2 separate regions of the Homo sapiens genome follow, and region 1 is linked to region 2. A link is an interaction called in ENCODE POLR2A ChIA-PET data of the cell type or tissue named here. Cell type or tissue: OCI-LY7. All regions are shown on one strand. Region 1 overlaps GRIK3 (glutamate ionotropic receptor kainate type subunit 3). Region 2 overlaps GRIK3 (glutamate ionotropic receptor kainate type subunit 3).

The links. Peaks named below come from ENCODE experiments on the same cell type or tissue, not always from the same donor. Only the 100,000 strongest peaks of a DNase experiment are listed, where the experiment ranks them.
Region 1: POLR2A ChIA-PET joins it to region 2 with 25 read pairs; 2 of 35 experiments call an interaction of 5 or more read pairs at or near these places.

Annotation. Positions count from the first base shown.
Region 1 is chr1:37,026,018-37,034,017 of GRCh38, forward strand. GRIK3 (glutamate ionotropic receptor kainate type subunit 3) reads right to left here. Exons shown (of 16, transcript NM_000831.4): 1 at 7,977-8,000. Among named protein-coding and RNA genes, the nearest start is that of GRIK3, 4.5 kb to the right of the region's middle. RefSeq lists enhancers at 3,222-3,271, 6,253-7,152, 7,153-8,000. In OCI-LY7, CTCF peaks have their summits at 3,122 (motif pointing left) and 3,321; DNase peaks (open chromatin) are centred at 3,424 and 4,584; H3K4me3 peaks cover 6,142 bases; H3K27ac peaks cover 6,408 bases.
Region 2 is chr1:36,951,722-36,959,721 of GRCh38, forward strand. All of the region lies in intron 1 of GRIK3 (glutamate ionotropic receptor kainate type subunit 3), which reads right to left. Among named protein-coding and RNA genes, the nearest start is that of GRIK3, 79 kb to the right of the region's middle. RefSeq lists an enhancer at 7,207-7,773. In OCI-LY7, no CTCF peak of the experiment used is centred here; DNase peaks (open chromatin) are centred at 270, 2,660, 3,490 and 5,010; H3K4me3 peaks cover 3,267 bases; H3K27ac peaks cover 5,803 bases.

The sequences.
Region 1 (8,000 bases), 74 kb after region 2:
TGTCTATCCCCTAGGGCCTCTAGCCTCAGACCCTCTCCAGTCTCCAGTGGCCTGCCCAGGAGGTGAGATTGTACTCCCCATCTGAGAAGGGCTGATCAAGACTCTCTGGACCAGCCCCTTAAGAACATCCCATAACCAGGGTCTTCCCAGCTCTGAACATATGCAAAATGCATTTTAATCAAAATGCTGCAAAATCAGGGAAGAACAAGCACCCCATAAATAATGGGCCAGGCGGTGTCTGGGAGCTGACATTATGAGCATCCAAGAAAGGGTACCTCTGTTGCTCCCTATCACAGTGAATAATTGGTACAGACTGCTAGGCCCACCAACTCCAGTGCAGGGCCCATGGGTATGTGAGCGATGGGCATATGCCACATACAAGGCTGCATGGAGTATGGGGCACTAGGGGTTAGCACAAAGCCAAGGGCACATGAGATGCAGACAGCCTCAGAGCTCAGAGTCGGTGGAGATGTGGCCCCACCCTTGGGGAACTCTCTTTTTTCTCCTAAAATTTATTAAGCATCGGGCACTATGCAAAGAGCTTTACGTACTTTATCTCCTTTAATCCTCACAATAACGCTATGCAGACAATACTGTAAGGGTCAACCACAAGATTTTTGTAGGTCAACAATAGCTGCACGTGGTTCAACCTAACGTTAATACTTCTATTTTATAGATGAGGAAATGGAAGCTCAGAGGTGCGGTGACTTCCCCAAGGTCACACAGCAAGTACACATTGGACTCACGTTCAAAAATAGATCCACCACATTTCATCAGACCCAAGACATGCCATTCTTTCTTGGAGTGCCAAGAAAGAAAAAATTCTGCAAGTAAACTTAGACATGACATGTGAGACACGAGCTGATGTCAGAGATATGAAAATGTGAAAAAAAAATCCCATCTTAGAATCAATGAAATATATTATTGACTCCAAAAAAAATCATTCTGTTTCTTGGAAGTGATGGGGGAGAGATGGCCTGAGACACCCTTGGGTAGCTCCTTGTCTAGTGGGGGAGGCACAATGCACATGCATTAGAGAAAGCCTAGATACCGACTCACCCCCAGAAAACCATGGCCAAGGTCAATACTGTTAGTAAACAAGGCATAAAGGTCAAAGGAAGCAAGGAGAAGGACCTGGGCAGCTGAGCTGTGACTAGGGAGAGGCAGTGTGGACCCTGGAGGCGATTTCCAAAGGAAATAAAACAAAGGAAGGAAGGGCAGACGGCTCTAGGGGCATGGCTGCTATGAAATGTGGCTATGAGAAACAAAAGAAAATCTGAACAACCTGTTGTCCTCAAACCCAGTCCCCTGGCCCTCAATTTGGTCTGATCTCTCCAAATCATGCTCAATTAGGATTTGTCTCTGGAGCACAAAGATAAGTGGGAGGAAAAGCATACTCCAGAAGCAAATTCAGATGCTGGGTCAGGGCCAGGATTTAAGGAGGCACCCCCTCTCATGGTCAGTCATGCAAGCAAAGGGTCCTCATTTGAGGGCCTCCTTAGAGTCAGCTCCCTGGAGGTCTCCCTAGCATCACCCTACACCCAGCCCTGTGCACAGACTCCTCCAAGGGCAAAAAGAAACGCTCAAGTGTGGACAGCATGTAAGCTCTTTTGAAAAGACGTCACACGTATTTAACCCAATGGGCAGTATCATCCCCATTTTACAGATGGGGAAATGGAGGCCCTGCAAAGTAACATAACCCTTCTGACCATGCCTGTCTCAAATCTGTCACCTTTGTAGTGACTTTGGGCAGTGCAGCTTCCCCTCACTTCCAGACAGCTCAGTCCCTGGCAGCCACCATTATCCCAGGCTCCCCTGGCCCCATGGGAGAAGGAATACTGCAGACAGAGAAGGGTAAGTCTGGGTTTGCCTTTGCTCTTGTAGACGGAATGGTGGATTAGGAAGACTCTTGCATCCAGGTCCCCATGCCCAACCCACGGTGTCTGTGACACAGCAACACATGTTCCAGGACCCAGAGGCAGCAGGCCCAATTTAGAAGGTCAGGATGTGACTCTTGCTTAAAAATAAAACGACCATAAAAACCTATTAGCCTTGAAGGGATGTTGGCAAGAAGGAACAGGACTAAGGAAGGAAAACGGGAAGTGAGGGAAGGAAGGAATAACAAAGACAGCTAATTCTCCAACCACCTTCTCTTTCCAGGTCCCTGGGTGAGGAGGATGGAGGTGAAGGAGACACAGACACGAGGCCCTTGGGTTTCCTCAAGGCTTTGACAATGTCTTTGAGGACAGCCTGGTGGTTCCAGTGGGGACATGTAGACTACAGACCCCAGAACAGTGGGATCCCTGTAGGTGAACTGGCCTCACCCAAGGGTGAGTCCGTCCTTTATTTAGGGCTTAGATTAAAGCCTCAAGCAGAGTCCAGAAGCCAGGACAATGTGGGATGTAGTACATGGAAGGATGTGTATTGGTAGGAAGGCTGGGAAAGACCATCCACACCTGGGCCCTGGAGGAGGCAAATATGCCACACAGCTCATCAGCAAGGCCAGTCTGACACTGAAAACTAGTGCTAGTGGAATTCAGAGTGGTAGAGCCCAGATGGCCATCCTCCCAGAGGAGGACCAACATAGCCCAGCCAGTGAGACCTCACTCAGCAACCAGAATGGGGAGTGGGGGTAGGGGCACCGCATTCAGCCCCTTAAAAACTGTTTCTTGCCATCTCCAGATGGCACAGCCAGCTAAATGCATGGGATCCAGAGGCAGGCACACCATACTTCTTATCCCACTTCTACCGCTCACTGGCTGTGCGATCTTGGGCAAGTGACGCCACCAAGCTTAGTTCCCTCACCTGTAAAATGGGATAATGTCTGTAGGTTGTGAAGGCTACCTAAGATGAAGAGAAGAGCCCTATGGCTCCATTTATTGAGCACTTACTATTTACCCACACTATGAGTCATTGTTTGAAAAGCATTTGGCACAGTGCTTAGTGGCTAATAATTGCACAATAAATTGGAGCCATCATATGGCTGTTGTCATTGTTGTTTCATTATTTTGATTTTGCTCCAGACCCAGGTGGGGCCCCAGGCAGAAGACACTGCGGTGGCCGTCTCAGCACAGGCACACTGCCCTCTGGTGCTGCTGCTGAAGAATCAGCACCTGGGAGAAGAGCGATTCCAGGAATCAAGCCCAAGGCCAAGGCGCCAGCCCCATCCGCATCAGCTCCGTTTCCATACCAGGCAGGCCCTTAGTGCATCTGTCTTCCCAGAGCTGCAGCCCTACCACACTGGCCTCTGGAGGACAAGCGAGTGCCTGCTGGGTGCTAGCCTCAACGAGGGCCCTGCTCCTGCAACATTGGTCCTCTCTGTTGCCAGGCGGGGTGTGCAAAGTCCCCCAGTTCCTCTCCGTGCTGCCCAGTGGAGTGAAGCACCCGCTGTTTCAGTTCCCTCTGGAAGGTCCTGAGCAAGCAAGGCAAGCCAGGCTGCAGCTGCAAGGAAGAGACAGGGGCAGCTGCTGTGGCAAGTAGAGGAGGCGCCACCTCAGCAGACCAGAAACAGTCCCAGTCACTGAGATCAAACAGGTCTCCTGCTAAAAGAACCCCCTTCACCAAGCAGGCCTGCAGTCTGTCCTACATATGGCCTTATACTTCTCTCAAGAGGAGGGGTAGTTCCACAGCCCACGGGGGCATCTGTGCTTCCTCCCCCATGGAGGGGACTGTTTCCTGGGACAGGCACAGAGTGCCTGTGGGAACGTGGGGATTCAGGAAGGCTTACAGCCCCACAAAGGATCCTAAAAGCCACTAGGCAGCTTGCATTTCTGGAGTGGTTGGAGGCAGCTTGCATTTCTGGAGGGGTCGGGGATAAAGAGCCATCCTGCAAAGCCCTTTGAAAACAGCACATGAGCTGGACTTCTGAGGTCAGCCATCCTGCCGGCTACAGGAGGATGCAGGTGACCTTGGAAGAGCCTAGTGAGGCCAGGGTGCCTGGCTCACCTTGCATAAACCACCTCTAAAGACCCTAGGTCATTCTGACATCAAAAGACTGTTTAGCGAAGTGCGAGGCAGGCATCAGGAAGAAAATTAAACTCCAGTTGAGAAGGAGGAAAGCTGGGGCTAACAGCAGCAGCTGGGCTGAAAAGTGGAGGTAGAAATTCCTCAAGTTAATGCTCTCTAAGGCCCCGCGGGCCACTCCCAGGTCTTGTCTGAAGCTATTTACTTCCAGGGGGGAAAACCCTATTGATCTTCATTCAGCTGCTGTCTGCTCCTACAAGGCAGCGATGTTTCAGCGCATCACCAGTCACTGTGAGAAATTTCTCATTGTTTTATACACAGCGGCTCCCAAACTCAAGAGATGAATGTTTAGGATAATTTGGGTGAACCAGTCATAGGAGTTACAGATGAGGCCGGTTTGGGAACTCTGAGGGAGGGGGTGTCTCTCCCCAGGGATCGGCTGCTGTTGCCTGCTGGGCCCCTGTATATTCAGGAAACTCAGGACCTTGCAGCTCAGTTCTGCTCTATCTGTAGATGCTCAGAGTCCAGAGCTGGGCCAACCCTTCCTTTTCCCCACCCCCCACCCCCTCCCCCCCCCCAACACCTGCTTTATGTCTCTGCAGTCATTTGGCTTCAAACCTCCCCACTGGCTGGCTGGAGATCGCCACCATCCACTTGAGCTCCTCAACACACAGAAGAGCTGGCCAGGCTTCCCCAGCTGCTGCCACCACTGTCTAGTTCCCTTTTCAAATTCCAGGCTGGCCCTCAATCCTACATATGCCCATAACATGAGGAGAGAACTAACCATGAAACCTACAATGGCATAACAGTGCCCGCCAGCCTGCACTAAAGGGAACTTTGAAACCACAGAACATACCAACCATTAAGGCCAACCAAATAGTTTACAGATGGAGAAACTGAGGCCTGGGGTGCCAGGGAGAGGTGTGATTTGATGGAAATGGCCCAACAAACTGGTGGCAGATGCAGCAGAAAACCCAGACCTCCTGGCTCCAAGTCCAGCAGCCCCTCCACTACAGATTTGGGGTCAGGTAACCTGGAAATTCAGGTCCCCACGGGAGGTCACTGAAGCCCGTTTGGCTGAGAGAATCTATGCATTAAACTGCCTTCCGTAAGTTAAGACTGGGATTCACCCAAACAATAATAACGACGATAATAATAATAAAATGCCAAACAATATGGCTTGAAAACCTTCAATGCACAACATTTGATAATCATACATAGAATACATCTTCCACATATTCACATAAAATAATCAATGATCATTTTTTCTCGCAGACTACAATCCAATCATTCTCTCTCCCTTGCTCTCTCCCTCACTCTCTTTTGTTACTTGCAAACCATCCAAGCAATCAATGCCTTGACCTCTCCTTCTGATAGACACAATTACAAAAAGACAGAGCAATGCAATTCATCTATTCAAGACGGATTGTTTGAACACTCTGTCACACTGCTGAGCTATCCATCTCCTTGTCTAAGAGGAAATTTCAGCCCCCAAAAGAGGCACAAAGAGAGGGGGTGGGTACGATGCTCCTCAGCCCAGAGAGCCCCTCTGGCACCTGCAAGAAAGCCCTCTCCGGGCTGGTGCTCGGCGATGCCTGGCTGCTGGAGAAGCATTCAGCTCCAAGCTCAGCCGGCTCAGGTGCCAGTCTTGAGAATCAGAAGCACCTAGCACACTCCAGAGGGCCTAAATTCTTAAAGCCCCAGCCAGAACCCTGAGATCCCAGGGATGGGGGGGATGGGAAAAGGGAGAGGGCACTGGGCCCAGCCAAGGTGGTGTGTTTGGATTTTAGCATGAGATTCTCTCTCTCTCGCTCGCTCGCTCTTTCTGTCCATGTCCACTGTAGCTCCCTGGCTCCAGCTGGGGTTCAAGCAGGGGCTCAGAAGGACAGAAACTCAGCTCCCCAGGAGTCTCCAGAGGCCTCAGAGTCCTCCCATCCTCCGCCCAAACTGGCACAGCTCTGGCAGTCACGTTTGGCGCAGGCACAACACCCCAGTCCATGGGCTGAGAATCAAATGGGGCAGGGCTCTTGGATATAAATGACCTGGGCTGACACGCTAATTAATCCTGGGGCTTAATACGAAGAAGATTAGAAGAGAGGAGGGCTCTGCCATCCTTTAATTTCATTATTACACGCTGAACCCAAGAAAGGGCGGGCAGGCTTGGGGATGCTCTTCCTAAGGGCTGGGAGGAACTCCCTAACCCATTCAATTTCACAGTAAGGATACATCATCCTGCGCCTTCCCAGCTTATCCCTCTGAGGCTGCCCTTACGGTAGCCTGTCCTTCTGGGCCTCCAAAGACTTCCATCCCTGAGGCTGGGCTGGGAGCACACCCATCCCACCCCTGTGGAAGAAGGATCAAGGAAAAGGGAACTGCAATCCGTGCGATGGGCAAATAGCACCCTCTCAGTCCCCCCACCTTTTTCCCCAAGGACACCCTACGACGCAGGCCCCCAAAAAAGCAGAGGGAAGGAGACAGGGAATAAAGGAAGTGCTGGTCCATTACTGGGGGGGGAAGGGGAGGCTTCCTGCCCCTGGAATGGTGCCAGGCTGGGCTTGGGGCAGGCAAAGGCACAGAGATAGAAGACATTTCGGTTGTCAGGAGCAACCAGGCTGGGCTGCAAAGGGTTAAGCCTGACCATAAGGGTTGTCCCCAGTGTCCCCTCCCGTGCCTGGCCTCCTCTGCCTCCGGTGCTGGTGTTTGCCTGCCAGGGTCCTGGGCATGGACCGAAAGATCTCAGCGTGGGCAGAGCTGAGGACTGTGCTCTGCCCCATCCAGATGGTGTTCAAGAGGGTCCGGCTCCCGGGCGGCCGCCCAGGAGGAGACCCACCCGCTGGGTTTCTGACCGCCTCCTAGGAAAATCTCAAGTACGGAAACCAAGCCCGACACCGGTTCCGGCACCTCTTTCACGCCGCTGGCAGCCCAAGGTCCGCCCTGAAGAAGAGCTGTAGAGGAGGAAGGTGGCCCTGGCTCGGCGGAGTCCGGCTCGCCTGGTGCCAGGCGCTGGTGCTGGCGCCGAGTGAACCCAGGCGGCCCAGGTGTCCGGCCTGGTGGCGGGCGCAGGGCCTGCGGTGATGGAGGCTCCGTCTTAGCCCGGCCAGGCCCAGCCCTGCCGGTCGTCGGCCCGGGACATGCGCGGCGCTCAGGCCTGCAGGGTGCCTTGGGCGGCCACAACAAAGTTAAAGACCGGAGTAAGAGTCTCCGGCGAGAAGAGACGCGGAGAAGCCGGAGCCCCGGAAAGCCGCGCGCAGCCCCGCCAGCCGCCGCCAGCTGCGGAGGAATTCGGGCTAACTTTAAAAACCGCTGGCGTCCCTGGGCCGCCTGCCCGGGCCGCACTGGGCGGCCTCCATCGTCCCTTCCCTCTACCTGCACTGCCCCAGGCGGGAGAGAGGCCTTGGCCCCGAGGGACCAGCTGCAGCGGGCAGCGGGGTCCTGCTCCCCCAACCCCCGCCCCATGGCACGGGGCTGAACCGGTACCACCGAGGCCAAGGGCGACCACCAGGAGAGAAGACCGGCTGCCCTCGTCATGCGAATCTGTGCCCTGCGACCTCGCTGCGGCTGCTCGAGCTATGCCAGAGGTGGGGACGAAGGGCCCGCGGGGAGTGAGGTGGGCAGAGGAGAGAAGTTGGCGCCTTCCCCAGGGTCCCCACTCTGCGGAGAAGCCCGATCGCAGAACTCGGTCGGCTGCGGTTCATGCTGGCAGTCACCGCGAAATGCGCCCTCGACTCGGGATCGCACTGGAAACCTTCGCCACACTGTGCCAGGTCTGACCTCCCAGGAGCGCGCCAAGGGCCCCTCGCCCACTGCGGCCCGGCGGCCTCCTCCCCAATAAGTAAGGCCCGTGACCCCGACTCTGGAACTTTGTCCTCACAGGGAGGAGCTCCTGGTGGTCACCGATCGGCTCAGCAGCTCGGAGAGAGGTTAGGAAAATCTCTCCGGAACGCGTTGGGAGGCCCCCTCATTCCCGCCCCCTCCCGGGCGCACGGAGACCCCCGGCTCCAGGGAGCGCTTACCGATCCGGATGACGTGGGGCATCC
Region 2 (8,000 bases):
GAGGAAGAGGAGGAATAAAAGGGGGAGGGAGAAGGAGAAGAGGATGAAAGGGGCTGAGGAAGACGAGGAGGAGGGAGAGGAGAGGGCAGAAATGGGGGGAACAGGGAAGAAGCAGAGAGAAGGAGGTTGGAGGGCGGAGGGGCGGGAGGACCACAGGAGGCAGGGCAGGTAGAGGGCAGCTGCCCCATGCTCTGCCCACTCTGCCAAACAGCCAGGGCCTCTGCCAGGTGGGTTCTGTCTTGTGGGGAGGAGCATCGAAGGGAAATGAATGTTCCTGCCAGTCAGCCACCTCAGCCCACAGACTGTCAGCACAGGGCCTGCCCGGCTTTGCAGATGCAGAAACAGGGTCAGCAAGGGAATGTGATTTTCCCAAAGTGACAGGGAGTGGGGATGACTGGAACACAGGCCTCCTGATTCCCTGTCCAGTGTTCTTTCTGCTGTACAATACGTACCACTCAGCCACGAGAGCCTACTCATCCCTCAAAACCCTACTCAAAGAGCCCTTCCTCCATGGTGTCTCCTCAGGGCCCACGATGTCCGTTAGGGCCTCCTCCTGACCACTGTCTTCAGTCCCCTCCCCTCTGGACTGAGCTGTCATCCAGGCAGCAGCTGTGATGATCCCATCTCTGTGCCTCTGTTCCCAGCACAGGGCCTCTGCACAGAGCAGGTGCTGAATGAATGAATGAATGAATGAGAGTAAATAGGATCAGTCAAATCTGGATGTGAACCTCCAGACCACCTCTCTCATTAGTTTTGTGACCACTAGTGAGTTTCTTCACTTCTCTGGTCCTCAGTTTTCTCATCTCTAAAGTGGATCCCTGACAGGGTTGGAAAATAAGTTACATAATGCAATCCTTCATTTACACACATAATGAACACGCACTGTGTGCCAGCAGGCTCTGATGGGTGCCGGGTCAACAGTGGGGAGGAACTTGCCTCCAGGGAGCTTAGAGTTTGGTGGGGCAAACAGATAATGAGAAAGCATATGAATGAATGAATGAATGAATAAATGACTATTCCATTGTGATAAGTGCCAGGAAGGAAAAGCCAAAAGGAGATGATAGGGAATACTGGGTGTTGGGGGGTCTAATTTATACATGGTGTTCAGGGAAGGGTTCTTCAAGGTGAGAACACTTGAAGCCAAATCTGGAGGAGAGGGAACGAGCTATGTGCCTGAGAGAAATGCTCCAGGTAGAGGGAACAGCACGTGCAACACTTGTACAAGGCAGCTGACAGGGAGAATCAGCATCACCATCAGGGTGTCCATGCTGTGTCCTCCGAAGGGCTCTGCAGGCTGACCCAGGACTACTTGGGTGAGGAGGAGCGGGAGGAGGAGGAAGAGACTGTGCTCAAGTGCCCTTTACTCATGCATTCATTCAGCACACGTCTGTTGGGCTCCATGTCTGTGCAGACACAACACTTCACTGCTAGCACTGAGGACAACGTGTGGACAGCCCTGTCCTTGCCCCTCCCCCTGCCCCTGCCTCATAGCACTTAGTCAGGAGGAGCTGCCCTTGGGCTCTGGCAAGTGCGGAGCGTTCCCAGCTTGAGCAGAACAGATGGCAAGAGGACCTGGCCTGGCACAGGTAGAGGGCAAGAGGAGTGAGGTCCAAGGGGGCCTCCCTGCAGATATGCTGTTGAGCCGAGACCTGCAGGATAAAGGAGTTAGTGTGCCAAGTGAAGGGCAGGAGTCATCCTAAAAGCAATGGTGAGCTATTGATGGCTTTAAGCAGGAGAGTGCCATGATCAAAATTGTAGATCTCACATGTGGAACAGATTGAAGGGTGAGGGCTAGGGCATACGTAAGGAGAAGAGCTTAGGTGGTGATGACAATGGCCTAGGGCAGGCTGCTGGCAGACAGAAGAGGGCTTGGGTATGCTTAGGTGGTGAATCTGCACAATGGGGCCATGGACCAGGCAGGGGAAAGGAAAGGTGACTAGGAAGGAGTCGGTAGGGACCCCACAGGTTTCCAGCTCACGGAAGTGGCACCCGAAGGTGCCAGCTGGGGCTGAGTGCCTTTGAGATGTCCAAGCAGAGATGCAGGGCAGGTGGTGAGAGATGCTCAGAGGGGATGCTCACACAGGCTTCACTCGCTCCGCAGCAATCAAAGCATGGCCCTGAAGAAGCTCCCCTGGAGGGGAAGCACAGAGGGGGCCCTCAAATCAATGGCTTGATTGAGGGAAGCTGCCGGGAAAGGACAATTAGAGGGCAGAGGACCCCCAGCCCCTGTCTCCCAAGGGTACTGCCCCTGCAGTCAGACTGCCCTTGGCCTCCTTCCTTCGTGCCAGCTGAGCCAAGCTCTGATGATGGGAAACCGTTAGTCCTAAGAGGAAAGGGATCTACTAGGTGCAAGGGGTCAAGGGGGACGAAGGGCATCCTTTCCGCTGGGGAACCAGATGAGGGGCTGTGCCAGGGACTCTCAAAGACAAGAATGCTTCTCAGGGTGAGATAGAGGGGGGCATTCCTGTTGGGAAGCTCTCACCCCTCACCAAGCTCACCTCTCTCTAGCACACCTTACATCTGAGCTCCAGGATCTTGCCACTGCACTAGCCTAAGACGTCTTGGAATGCTGGCCCATGATTACCCCTGCTGCCTCTCCTGGAGCCCAGCACACAGCCTCAGCATCAGAGGACTTGCTCAGTGAAGAGTCACGGAATGCCTTTCAGTAGAGGAAGCCACATGCCAATCAGAGCAGCCAGAAAGGTCATCTGCGGGAGAAGTGAGAGTGGCCTGGAGGAGGCCCCCGACCCTGAAGGCCAACAGAAAGCATGTGGGGAGCCACTCCAGGGTTCTGGGCAAGGCAGCATTGTGTGGCATGTGTGGGTCTCCAGGACTCTTGGGGTGGGGACGGGGGCTGAGGCCAGCAGCAGGAGCACAGGTAGCACATGTCTGTGTTCCAAAGGACAGGTCCCTGAGGTTCCCCTGATTACTGTAAGGAGGCTGGGGAAAGAGTGTGCATGCACATACATATGCATACACAGGTCCACACACACGCAGAGAAGCACATGTGTACACACCTGTGCACGCACAAGGACACACACATGCATAGACAAATCACAGAAAAAAACCAGCTACAGACACATGAGTTCAGGCCACAGAAAGGTGCCCTTCCTCACACAAGTATAAGTGCATAGTGGGCAAGTGCCTGCAGGTGTGGACCCAGGGACACATGCCTGTGTGTACCCACCTGTGCACATGCACGTTCACACACACGAACACACACACACAGGTCCATAGGAGCCCTGGGTAAGGGCCTATTCCTTTGAGAACAGGCAGGAAGCCCAAGCCAGCTCTACATTGGATGGTGGTGCTATAAGTGGTGTCAGGGTGGTAGACAGAGGCCTCAGCCACATGGGCCTCCAACCCCAAGCAGACTTCAGCAGTGAGGGGCCACCCCAGAGTGGGTCCTGAGCTCACTGATTTGCTGAGGCTCAGATGAGCAGCCCGCCAGCCAGCTGCTTCCCCTCCTGAAATAGCAGCCCTAAATAAGTGACAGCCCACCTGGCTAAGGGTAGGGCCTGGCATGGCTGTCATCAACCCTGCCAGCAGGACAGGAAGGGGCAGGTGTGGGGCGGTGGGGTACAGGGGCTGGGCCTGACCCAACACCACCCAAACTGTGCTTCCCCGTCCACACACCGAGCAGCGCACACGTGCACACAAACACGTGGATGGATACACAGAGGCTGACAGGCACACTCACAGCACCCAACACACAGTGGAACACAGGCACTGAGTCACAGGCCCTCTCTGGGAGGCCCCGCACATCACTCAAACCCAGAACCACAGACACAGCACACACAGACATACCCCCGCCCCCGGAGAACACGCATGCACACACAGGCTGCCCTGCTCCATACAAACACAGGGCACATGCACATACATTCACACACAAGCATATCTGGACAGCTGCAGCCAAGCATACTGAACAGGCTACCTCAAGCACTCACACATGTGAACACAACAACAGAAGGCTCAGAAACACCCTGGCACATGCTGTGTAGACAAAGACACAACCAGCACACCAAGGCGTTCAGGACCAGACACACTTGCACACATTCACGCAAGTGCTCATGCACACATCCAGAGTGTCTGTGGCCTTTCTGACTCACAACCTCATCCCTGTCAGTAAGGATCCCCCGCTGGCCACCAGGGCCAGGGTCTGGTGTTTTGGCTGGCCAGCCATGGCCTGTGGCCAAGGCCTTCTTAACAAAGGCTCGGCATCAGACCAGATTCTCAGAACTGGTAGGTGACGGTGAGGAAGACAAGGTTCTTGGTGACACCTCCTCCTGCAGGCCTCCAGGCTCCACCAACAGCCAGAGCGGGGCCTGTGGGGGCTTCAGTGGCTCAGTGGGGGAGGAGTCCTGAGCCGTGGGGTGCTCGGCCTGGGGGACGGCAGGCCCTAGAACTCTGCTCCCCGCCCTTTTCAACATCATCCTCTCCCCTTCTCAGACTAAGCCAGCAAATGGCTGAGCCAGGGAAGCAAGAGAGGGGAAGAGGCCCTTGGAAGACAGGGCTGAGGGTGGGAAGCAGGCAGCGTGATTGGTAGGAAGGGGTGGCCACCTTGGCTGGGGACTGGGCCAAGGTGCTGCATAGGCAGAAGCCCAGAAGAGAAAGTTACTTAGGAAGATGAAATGACTCAGGGCAGCATCTCACCAGCAGCCATTTAAATGACTCAAAGCCTCATCGTGAAACTGCCACAATTTACCCAGACGGCAGCATTCCGCATGCCCACCGGAGAGGGAAAAACCCGCTAACTCCTTCCACGCTGGTGTGTGGGCAGCCAGGCTTCCCAGCTCCCAAGAAAACAGCTGCCCAGGGCCATGTCCACCCCACACCACTCTCGACCATCACATGCCATGGCCAAGCTGAATCCTTGCAAGGCTTCCAAAGAACTGAGAGAGGCGGACCCTGAGCCCAGCATCCTTGGGAAGGTGAGGGGAGCACAGAACAAAAGCCCCCGAGGTGCACAGGAAACATTTCAGGTGAAATGAGACAAAGGCAGTGGGGAAGTATGAAGCCAGACTGGCCCCGGGCCAACAATTGACTCTGGGGGATGAACACATGGTACTTACTGTTCTATTCTCTCTACTCTGGCATATTTTGAAAATTTGAAAATTTTTCTGAAATAAAACATTTTTTAAAAAGCTTTGTGTCCTCTGTTTTACAGAGAGCAGTCATTCATTGTTCGTTCACTTACCCATGCATTCATTCACTGTCCTGTGAGTAAAGCACTCTGTCTCCACCCGCATCACTCTGGGCGATGCCCAGCACCCAAGGGAGACCAGGAGCAAGACCCCCTCTGCTGGAGCAGGCCACAGAGCAGGAGGCTTCGGCAGATGCCACACAGCTATGGAAACGGAGGCTCTGACAAACAGCCTCCAGAATAAGGCTGGGCTGAGTCCTGAACCCTCATCAGATTGGCTGATTGGGGGCCTGTGCTCTTATCAATAGAGAGAGAGGGACATGTGTTTACTGCAGGGAACTTTCCACAGCAGGTGGGAGTGTGATCCTGAGGAGCTTCCATGAGCCTCTGTGCTCTGTGAGCCTACCTGTTCTGTGAGTCTGTGTGCCCCACGAGCCCGTGTGCCTCATGACTTTGTGCCCCGTGAGCCTGTGTACCCAGTGAGCCTATGCCCCCTGAGTCTGTGCCCTGTGAGCCTGTGTGCTCTGTGAATCTGTGCCCCGTGAGCCTGTGTGCCCCATGAGCCTCTGTGCTCTGTGAGTCTGTGCCCTGTGAGCCTATGTGCTCTGTGAGTCTGTGCCCCGTGAGCCTGTGTGCCCCATGACTCTGTGCCCCATAAGCCTGTGTGCCCCGTGTCCTGTGCCCCGTGAGCCTGTGTGCTCTGTGAGTCTGTGCCCTGTGAGTCTCTGTGCCCCGTGAGCCTGTGTGCCCTGTGACTGTGCCCCGTAAGCCTGTGCCCCATGAGCATCTGTGATCTGTGAGTCTGTGCCCCGTGACTCTGTGCCCCATGAGCCTGTGTGCCCCGTGAGCCTGTGTGCTCTGTGAGTCTGTGCCCCATAAGCCTGTGTGTCCTGTGAGCATGTGTGTCCCATGAGTCTGTGCCCCGTGACTCTGTGCCCAATGAACCTATGTGTCCCGTGAGCCTGTGTGTCCCATGACTCTGTGCCCCGTGAGTCTGTGTGCCCCGTGACTCTGTGCCCCTGAGTCTGTGTGCCCTGTGAGTCTGTGCCCCGTGAGCCTGTGTGCCCCATGAGCCTGTGTGTCCCATGACTCTGTGCCCCGTGAGTCTGTGTGCCCCATGACTCTGTGCCCCCTGAGTCTGTGTGCCCGGTGAGTCTGTGCCCCATGAGCCTGTGTGCTCTTTGAATCTTTGCTCCGTGAGCCTGTGTGCTCTTTGAATCTGCGCCCTGTGAGCCTGTGTGCCCCGTGAGTCTGTGTCCCATGAGTCTGTGTGCCCCGTGACTCTGTGCCCTGAGTCTGTGTGCCCTGTGAGTCTGTGCCCCTGAGTCTGTGTGCCCTGTGAGTCTGTGCCCCGTGAGCCTGTGTGCCCCGTGAGCCTGTGTGTCCCATGACTCTGTGCCCCGTGAGTCTGTGTGCCCCATGACTCTGTGCCCCCTGAGTCTGTGTGCCCGGTGAGTCTGTGCCCCATGAGCCTGTGTGCTCTTTGAATCTTTGCTCCATGAGCCTGTGTGCTCTTTGAATCTGCGCCCTGTGAGCCTGTGTGCCCCGTGAGTCTGTGCCCCGTGACTCTGTGCCCCGAGTCTGTGTGCCCTGTGAGTCTGTGCCCCCTAAGTCTGTGTGCTCTGTGAGTCTGTGCTCCATGAGTCTGTGCCCCATAAGCCTGTGTGTCCCGTGAGCCTGTGTGCCCTGTGAGTCTGTGCCCTGTGACTCTGTGCCCTGTGAGCCTATGTGTCCTGTGAACCTGTGTGCCCTGTGAGCCTGTGTGCCCTGTGACTGTGTGCCCAATGAGCCTGTGTCCCGTGAGCCTGTGTGCCCTGTGAGTCTGTGCCTTGTGACTCTGTGCCCCATGACTCTGTGCCCCGTGAGCCTGTGTGTCCCATGAACCTGTGTGCCCTGCGAGCCTGTGTGCCCTGTGACTGTGTGCCCAATGAGCCTGTGTCCCGTGAGCCTGTGTGCCCTGTGAGTCTGTGCCTTGTGACTCTGTGCCCCATGAGCCTGTGTGTCCTGTGAGCCTGTGTGCCCTGTGAGTCTGTGCCTTGTGACTCTGTGCCCCATGAGCCTGTGTGCCCTGTGAGCCTGTGTGCCCTGTGAGCCTGCACCCCATGAGCCTCTGTGACCTGTGAGTTTGTGAGTCTGTGCCCCGTGACTCTGTGCCCCATGAGCCTGTGTGCCCTGTGAGTCTGTGTGCCCTGTGAGCCTGCACCCCATGAGCGTCTATGACCTGTGAGTCTGTGAGTCTGTGCCCCATGACTCTGTGCCCCATGAACCTGTGTGTCCTGTGAGCCTGTGTGCCCTGTGAGCCTGTGTGTCCCATGACTCTGTGTCCCGTGAGCCTGTGTGCCCTGTGAACCTGTGTGCCCCATGACTCTGTGTCCCATGACCTGTGTGTCCGGTAAGTCTGTGCCCCGTGAGCCTGTGCCTGTGAGCCTGTGCCCTGTGAGCCTCTGTGCCCCATGACTCTGTGTGCCCGGTGAGCCTGTGTGTCCCGTGAGCCTGTGTGCCCTGTGAGTCTGTGTGCCCTGTGAGCCTGCACCCCATGAGCCTCTGTGATCTGTGAGTCTGTGAGTCTGTGCCCCGTGACTCTGTGCCCCATGAGCCTGTGTGGCCCCTGACTCTGTGCCCTGTGAGCCTGTGTGCCCTGTGACTGTGTGCCCTGTGAGCCTGTGTGCCCTGTAAGCCTGGGTGTCCCATGACTGTGTGCTCCATGAGCCTGTGTGCCCCATGACTCTGTACCCCATGAGCCTGTGTGCCCCGTAACTCTGTGCCCTGTGAGCCTATGTGTCCCATAAGCTTGTATGCCCTGTGAGTCTGTGTGCCCTGTGACTCTGTGCCCCTTGAGCCTGTGTGCTTTGTGAGT